2 separate regions of the Mus musculus genome follow, and region 1 is linked to region 2. Evidence: chromatin loops called from intact Hi-C (ENCODE). Cell type or tissue: left cerebral cortex. All regions are shown on one strand.

Region 1 (4,000 bases), 59 kb after region 2:
TGTAAAGTACTTCCTGCCACTGGATAAGAATCTTACCCTCTCTGAAAACTACTTATAACATGTCATCACAAAACAAAACATATAGCTTTGAACTTCCAGGCAATGAGAGGAGAGAAAGTGTGGGGGAGGGTCAGACTACAGAGAATATTATTATCTAATTTTCATTAGTAAAAGATAAATAATTCTTGAGAGTGAATTTTCAAGGACTCATAAAAATATTCTAGGTAACTAAATATTATCACAGGCCATTTCCCTAAGGGGGTTTATTGTGTACTTGTAAGTGCAGAGGTCAGAGGACAACCTCGGGAGTCAGTTGTCTTATTTTTTGAGACAGGGTCTCTCAATAGCCATGGACTTGTAGACTAGGCTGGTTGACCAGCAAGCCCTGGGAACCGCCTGTCTCTGCCTCCCTAAGACGGCAAGCTCCCTGCCACCATTTTTTTTTTTAAATGTAGGTTCTAGGGATTGAACTCAGGTTCTCATGCTTGCAAGGCAAGCACTTTACCAACTGAGCCATCTCTCTAATACCTGTTACATTTTCTTTTACTTTGTGTGTGTGTGTGTGTGTGTGTGTGTAACAATTATCTCATGAGTCCCAGACTGGTCTCCAACCATGTAGCCAAAGATAACTTTGAACTTCTGATTATGCCCCCACCTCCCATGTGCTAGATAGGTTACAGGCCTGTATCACTATCATTAGCATATGCAGTGCTGGGGTGGAGCTGTGGGCTTCCAGTGTGCTAAACCAAGCACTTCATCAACTGTATTACACCCCTAGTCCCTTAGTTTACTATTGTGAAGGTCTTACTTTATAATACAAGCCAGCTTTGAACTCATGACTTAGCAGCCTCAGTTTTAAGAGTAGTGGGATCATAGCTATGCCCCATTCCCAGATCTAGTATTTTAATCACTAGGTGAGCAGCCCTATATAGTCAAGGATAGCCACGAATCCTTGTTGTAAACGTGCTTAAACATTATGAGTGGTTTTTGCAAAATTTTCTGTAACTGTATTGTGATATTCTCAGCCACGAACTTTGTAAATGACAGCAACAAGGTATCCAAATGTCAAAAAGGCAGGGTATGCCTGTTCAGCCTCAAATGCATTTATACAACATCTCCGATTTTTAAGATATTTTATGTAATACAAACAAAATCACCTCAACTGAAATTCCTACCAAGACCTCCTAAGAGAATGTCCCCTTCTTTTCTGCAATTCCTCAGAAAAACACTACCTAACAGATACACAAGAAAACTGCAATCTGGGAGGCTGACTAGACAGCTCAGTGGCTAAAAGCACGTGTCCTGCAAGCGTCAGAATGGGAACTGAGATCCTTGTAGTCATTTAAAAGTTGAGGAGCACTCAGAACTGGGGAGGAGGAGAATGGGGTTCCCCGAGGCAAGCTGGTTAACCAACAAGGACCCGGTTAGAGTAAGACCCCGCCTCAGTTAAGAACGATCCAAAAAGACATCTAAAATTAACACACACTACCGGCACATATGCACCAACATCCACATGAATGCACATGCCCATAATCAACCAATGAAATGCAGATATCCACAGGGAGCATCTATAACGGATAGTGATTATCTGTAGGGCTAAAGGGTCAATTCTCTTCACAGTCAACTAACTACAAGGCAGCACCAAGTGTTGGCAGCCATGCACTTTCCTCTGGGAGTAAACACATTTTTCAAACCAAGCACTGCCCCAAGGAGACCTTTAGGGACACCCGGCCGGGACAACAGAACAGACTTCAGCAGTCGTTCCATCCCGCGATCCCTTGAGCTACATCCCTCCGAGTTCCTTCTCCTCTGGCAGAACACTGCCATTTTTGTTACAGTTCCTTTTCATTCTCTTCTCAAATAAAGGGCCGGGTTAGCCGGAAAGCAGGCACGGTCCGTGCAGGAGACTTCTCGCCACAGGACAGCCTTGGCTTTCGCAGACAGCGCCTCTCACCCAGGGGGGCTGCTCCCCAGCATCCTCCAGCCTGCGCCCGGCGGCCTCGTCATCTCCCGCCATGGTGGGCGAGCGGCAAGGCCACGGGTGTCGGGGGAAGCGCGCAGTGAGCCGCGGCTGCAGCAGGGCGCACTGGGACTCACCTCTCGAGTCCGAGCCGGCGGGAGGGAGAACGGCCGCGAGGCTCACTTGAGCCGCCAGCCAGGACTCCCGCCGCCGCGGAACACCCCAGAACGGCCCGGGGAGGCCAGCGTCTAGGGAAAGAGTCGACCGGTCCAAGCCGAACCTGCGCGCCCAGCAGGGCAAGGGAGCTGCGCGCAGCACACTGAATCCCCGGCCGCCGGTGGGCGGTGCCCTAAGAAACCAATGGGGAGCCGAGCCGCCCAGAGCGACGGCGCCGCAAGCCCGTTGACTCGGGCCATAGGCCCTCGCTCAGTCGGAAAACAGATCCCCCAACCAATAGTGGGTTCCCGGGCTTTCCTCATCTCTTCAGTTTCCGTTTCCGGGGGAAGGGACCGTGCGCGGAGCACGCCGGATCTCTGGAGAGACAAGTGTGTGCTAGCTGTCTGGAAGTTAAGGGCAGCGTCCCCGGTTGTACGGTTGGTTGGTGTTTTATGTCAATCTTAATATTGTTAGTCTAGCTGCTCTGAGGAAAAAAAAAAAAAAAAAAAAAAGATAATGAAGATGGATTCGCTTGAGGAACAGCGAATACCTGCTCGCATATGATGCAAAGGGATCTCAAGGGTTTGAGGGAGGGCGGAGCCAGAGCATGAACAAGAAAATAGGACCATACAACTAATGAAATAAAGACACGAAAAGGGGGCTTATACAGAGGAAATGAGAAGGAAAACGAGTGAATCTGGCTGGGATACATGAAAATATTTGTTTACTAACAGGACTACGTCATTTGGATTCGCTTATTCCGAACTTATCATACTTAGAACCAACAGTAAGAATACAATACTCAAGTAGAGGCACCTCTGAATAACTGAGCTTCTGGGTAATTGAACGAGAAGAAACTGAACATACAGTCTTGGGGAAAGTGCTAGAATAAGGCAGCTGAATACTTACTCATTCTTGCCAATGGATATAAACACACTGGCTATAAATGTGATGCCTAGAGAGCACAAATCCCAAAGTTCCAACCTTTGTATCATTTCATTGAGCTCTGAAAATCAAGCTCACAACTTGGGTTTGGTTCACTATCTTAACACCACCTTGTGGTTAGGTTTTTGTTTTTAACCATATCAAGGACCGTCCGGGGCTAGGCTGGTAACTGGGCTTCCAGGTGACCTGCCGGTGGTTTGCTTCTAGGTCTCATCAGAGCTACCTGGTGGCAAACTTCTATTGCACATGCATTGCGTTATTTCAAGTCATACAAAATGGTTTCCAAGTTACAGAGAATGATTTTTAAGTTATGTTCCTAACAGCAGGGCACAGGATTATATAATTATAAGACCAGAAGGAATCAGGAACACTTTCCTTAAAGGAAGAGATATGAAAACTAAGGCCTGAATTGATTTGAATTTTCTAGGAAGAAAAGCAAAATGAAAATAGATGAATAAAGTGTCAAAGTGTCAGATATTATGAATTACAAGTTGGTACTTAAGGGACTGGCCACATTTGTATTGAAAGATTATCTGTGGAATATAATAGTGGGAAGGAAGAAATGGAGTCAGACTTTTTGGGAGCTGTTTAGAACAGTGGTTCTCAATCTTCTAATGCTGGACCCTTTAACACTTCCTCATGTTGTGGTAACCCCTGATCATAACGTTTTTGTTTGTTTCTTTTTGCTACTTCATAACTGTAATTTTACTACTGTTATGAATCATAAATGTAAATATTTCTGGAGATAGGGGTTAGCCAAAGGGGTTATACTTCACAGGTTGAGAACCACTGGTTTAAAGATTCCAATTGAGAAATGTGAGGATACTTTACATACATCCGTATTTCACTTTTGTTGGACAAATTATTTAATCCGGACCCAAATTACTACCCACCTTTGATCATTTAGTTTCCGGATAAAACATACACACAACCTTTATA
Region 2 (4,000 bases):
TCTCTTTAGCTCCTTGGATACTTTCTCTAGCTCCTCCATTGGGGGCCCTGTGCTCCATCCAATAGCTGACTGTGAGCATCTACTTATGTGTTTGCTAGGCCCCGGCCTAGTCTCACAAGAGACAGCTATATCAGGGTCCTTTCAGCAAAATCTTGCTAGTGTATGCATGTGCCTGTCTTCTTACAACAGTGTCCCGCAGTGAGTGGGCCAGGGTGGAGGTGAGTGGGGTGCTTCAGTGGACACAGGAGCTACACTCCCTGCTATTCTACCTGTGCTGCTCATCTCTGCGGGGAAAGGGCACACTGTTTGCTCGTTTATTTCCTTTTGTGTCTTTTAATGAAAGGTCTGAGACTGCGACGGCCTATAGAGGCTGGGAGCAAGGTTACCTCCTGAGTGCTGGGACCACACCAGCAGGGTAACGTTGTAATGATCATGTCCACTTGTTTATTCTACTTTGTTCCCTCTATACTGGTACACACAGTCTCTCCCTCGCCACATCCCCTCCCTTCCCCTCTCCTTCCTTATCCTAGGAACGCACTCTGCCACTGAGCTACACACTCACTATCCTGTCTGACTTCCTCCAAAAAAATATTCATTAAAAATTAAAAAACAGCCAGTCGTGGAGGCACATGCCTTTAATCCTAGCACTTGGGAGGCAGAGACAGGCGGATTTCTGAGTTTGAGGCCAGCCTGGTCTACAGAGTGAGTTCCACGACAGCAAGGGCTACACAGAGAAACCCTGTCTCAAAAAACCAAAACACACACACACACACACACACACACACACACACACAAATTAAAAACCATGTAATGGGCGGCTGAGAGGGCAGGCTTGGCAGGTACCAGGACTTGTTGCTTTTGCAGCAGGGCCTGTTCAGTTCCCAGCACCCACATCTGCTTGTGTCTCCAGCTCCAGGGAACCCAAAGGGGTTAGAAACAAGCAACCAACCACCCAGTTAGAATAATTCTATGATACATACTCACCATTTTCCTTCTTGATGGTTCTAGGAAGCACTGTTTAATTTTTCAAATCTCCTACAAGAGAGAGGAATTAGTTCACTTTACCCTATCAAGTTCCCACCATACTTGTTCATCTTTATGGTAGATTTACAACGAAAAGCTTAGACTAGCATCCTCTAAATGAAAATCCTATCATAAAAGTGTTGATCCTACCCAATGCAACAAGCCACCCCAGTGCGCACTTACTTTACTCATTTTCTTCAAGGCTTTCTGCAAGGGAGGCATAGCCCCACCTCCAGGTCTAGTGCTCTAGATAGGCACTTGGAGCTCCCTTTACCCGGGACACCTACTTTACTTAAGACGTCTGTACAATACATTTCTATACTTCACACTTTTGTTTTGTTTTTTCCCAAACGCCACATCTTGCTAACTTATCAATCGTATTTAAAAGTCCCAGGAATACCATCTCCAGCCCGAGAGTTCACCACGAGGATCCCAAGAAATAAATTTGCACCAACGTGGGGCGCAGCAGGCGTTTGAGTGCACGGAGAAAAGGATAAAAGCCTTTCCCCCACACTCACCCACTGCGCTCAGCACCACTGCTGCGGGAACGGAAAAGCCTCAACTACAAGGGCCGGCATGCCTGCGGGTTCCAAAGGCGTGTCTGTGCGCCACAGAAGTGAAGCCCGGAGCCCTCCGCAGGGGACGCCCTACTCTCCCGTCAGTCTCTCCTCATCACACCGACTAGGACTCGGAGGACCACGCACCTCACCCCTCGGCCCCTGAGAGCTCTACCCACAACCTCACTAAGAAGCAGAACCCGCTGTCGCCCAGCAACTTCATACAGCGGCCTGGAGTGGGAAGCAGAACGCACAGGACCAATTCCGCCCAACTTCACACAGCGGCCTGGAGTCGGAAGCAGAACGCACAGGACAACTTCCGCCCAACTTCACACAGCGGCCTGGAGTCGGAAGCAGAACGCACAGGACCACTTCTGCCCAACTCTTTCCACAAAGCCAGGAGCTTCAGAGCAGAGCGGAAGTGATACACTGAAAGAGCTTCTGCGACTGGTGAGTTGTGAACCACTGAAGGGCTCGCGGGGGCTGTCTGTTCTTCTCGCTGGAGGTGCACATCGGGCTGGCTGTGGTGACTGCAGAGGGCCGGGGGAACATGAATATAGAAGGAGAGGTTGCAGATGAAAACTGCCTTGCTGCAGGAGGGGTGAGGGTGCTGACTCCAGGAATAAAGGCTATGCCACGCGGCCCTTGATTATTCTGGAAAAGGTCTTGAGCCATGCGTAAATGAAAGAAAAACCACACGCAAGTGCAAAGAGAGCTCTCGTGTAATTGAAAAATAGCAAGTGGCTGTTCAGAGGGCTAAAGATCATGTAGATTGACAATGGATATTCCCATCTCTCCATTGTACGGCAGCTCCAGCCCATTCAAATAATGCTTTAAATGTGTCTGTACTGTGAGCACATTGTCCGAGAAAAACACCGGGACGTGGTCGTGTCATCTCACAATAGAAGTTTATTGTATAACAAGAAAGCCACAAGTTACATCAGTCTCGTTGGTAGCTTGTTACAGGATGTTTGGTCACACTGTGAACCCCCGAGATTGTGTTATTTACCGATGGTGGGTGGGAGGAACCTTTCTAGTTGTGGTGTGCCCTTAGCACACATCTTTAATCTCAAACAATGAAGGTAAAATTAGTTTGTAGAAGGAAGCATCCATGTTTGAAAGTGATGTCTAATTGAATGGCAGACAAAGTGAGGAATCAGAGAAAGATTTGACAGAATAGGATATGCCCAGCTCTCTCCAGAACAGGGAGAAAAGATGGGCTACTTAAGGGGTAGTGCAGAGAGAGACTGGGGGCAGTTTTTACTGGGACAGTTATATATAGAGAGGATGCAGATAGAGAAAACAAGCTATGCATAAGTGAAGACAGACTGAGCCAAAGAACAAGAAGCAGCCAGAAGATTAGAGAGGATTGTCAGGCTTAGTTTGAGGCCATGCAGAACCATTCAGTCAGAGGCTGAGAGAGAAGCCAGATGAATCAGGCAGCTTGGAGAGGAGTTTGAGCCAGAACAGCTGAGTTGAACCAGCCAGCCAGCGCAAGCTCAGAAAGAACTAGAAAGGGTGAGCTTATTCGGCAGTAATTCTCAGAGTCTGAAAACATAATAGGCCTAGATAAGATTGTATGGAGGCTATAAGCTTCCAGAACTAGGCCTAGCTTAGCAGAGAGATGGGAGACGACAATTATACCAGGTGAATAAAAGATACTTTTACAATACCTGTTTGAGGCAAACACATTTCCTTTATTCAATTCTATTAACTCTCAGATTGCACATCACACTGTTTTGAGTTGTTTTGGTTCTTTGGTGACACTACTCTCCCACCATTCAGTGCACAGCCATGGAATATGTGGGTAGGGGCCCAGTGCTTTTCCTCTCTGTTTCTCTGTGTAGCAGTTGACGTGTGTTCAGGGGCAGCAGTTCTGGCCTTTTCTTGCCTTGGCTCTGTGCGTTTGTGGAGTGACCTGTCTGCCTCAGTTCTTGCTCGTGCTGCCCTAGAACTGACTGTATAGCTGAGGCTGGCTTACCCTCTACCTCCCTTGTGCTGGGATCACAGATGTGTGCCGCCACACCCAGTGGTGCTGGGGACCAAACCCTTGTGCATGGTAGCTAAGCACTCTACCAACTCAGCTACAGCTTAGCCTCTTGAATGTGTTAGTTTTATTCTGTCTACGTGAATATCTTGGAGTGTGGGTTTGTGCGTTTGTGTGCAGCAGAGATACAGGGTGTAAGGTTGAAGCAGTGGTGGGCAGAGCAGGGAAGGTGTAAGAGGGGCTGAGCATTTATATTGCGTCATACTCTGCTAGGTGATATACTAATGCCTTTGAAGAAAATGAAGAGGTCAGATGACTTGGCCGAGCCCACCATGCTGCAGGGTGGCAGGGCCACTGTTTGACTCTGGGTCAGTGGTGAGAGCTGTTTTACTCACGTGCTTTATGCCTCACAGTGCAGAGGTGAACGGTATAT

Evidence for each region. A loop is a pair of places that touch in the nucleus more often than their neighbours do. Peaks named below come from ENCODE experiments on the same cell type or tissue, not always from the same donor. Only the 100,000 strongest peaks of a DNase experiment are listed, where the experiment ranks them.
Region 1: a loop joins it to region 2, with 3 times the contacts of the local background. A loop is called at or near these places in 3 of 42 quality-filtered maps.

What each region holds. Positions count from the first base shown.
Region 1 is chr1:58,502,675-58,506,674 of GRCm38, forward strand. It overlaps Orc2 (origin recognition complex, subunit 2), which reads right to left and starts at 2,435. Exons shown (of 18, transcript NM_008765.3): 1 at 2,098-2,435. It overlaps Gm15834 (a long non-coding RNA gene), which reads left to right and starts at 2,442. Exons shown (of 4, transcript XR_865442.3): 1 at 2,442-4,000. In left cerebral cortex, a CTCF peak has its summit at 2,260; a DNase peak (open chromatin) is centred at 2,380; H3K4me3 peaks cover 2,231 bases; H3K27ac peaks cover 609 bases.
Region 2 is chr1:58,443,605-58,447,604 of GRCm38, forward strand. Ppil3 (peptidylprolyl isomerase (cyclophilin)-like 3) reads right to left here and starts at 1,882. Exons shown (of 7, transcript NM_001285827.1): 1 at 1,542-1,882; 2 at 985-1,035. The coding sequence starts at 987. Nif3l1 (Ngg1 interacting factor 3-like 1 (S. pombe)) reads left to right here and starts at 1,547. Exons shown (of 7, transcript NM_022988.3): 1 at 1,547-2,030. In left cerebral cortex, a CTCF peak has its summit at 1,759; DNase peaks (open chromatin) are centred at 1,675, 1,931 and 3,016; H3K4me3 peaks cover 2,124 bases; H3K27ac peaks cover 1,507 bases.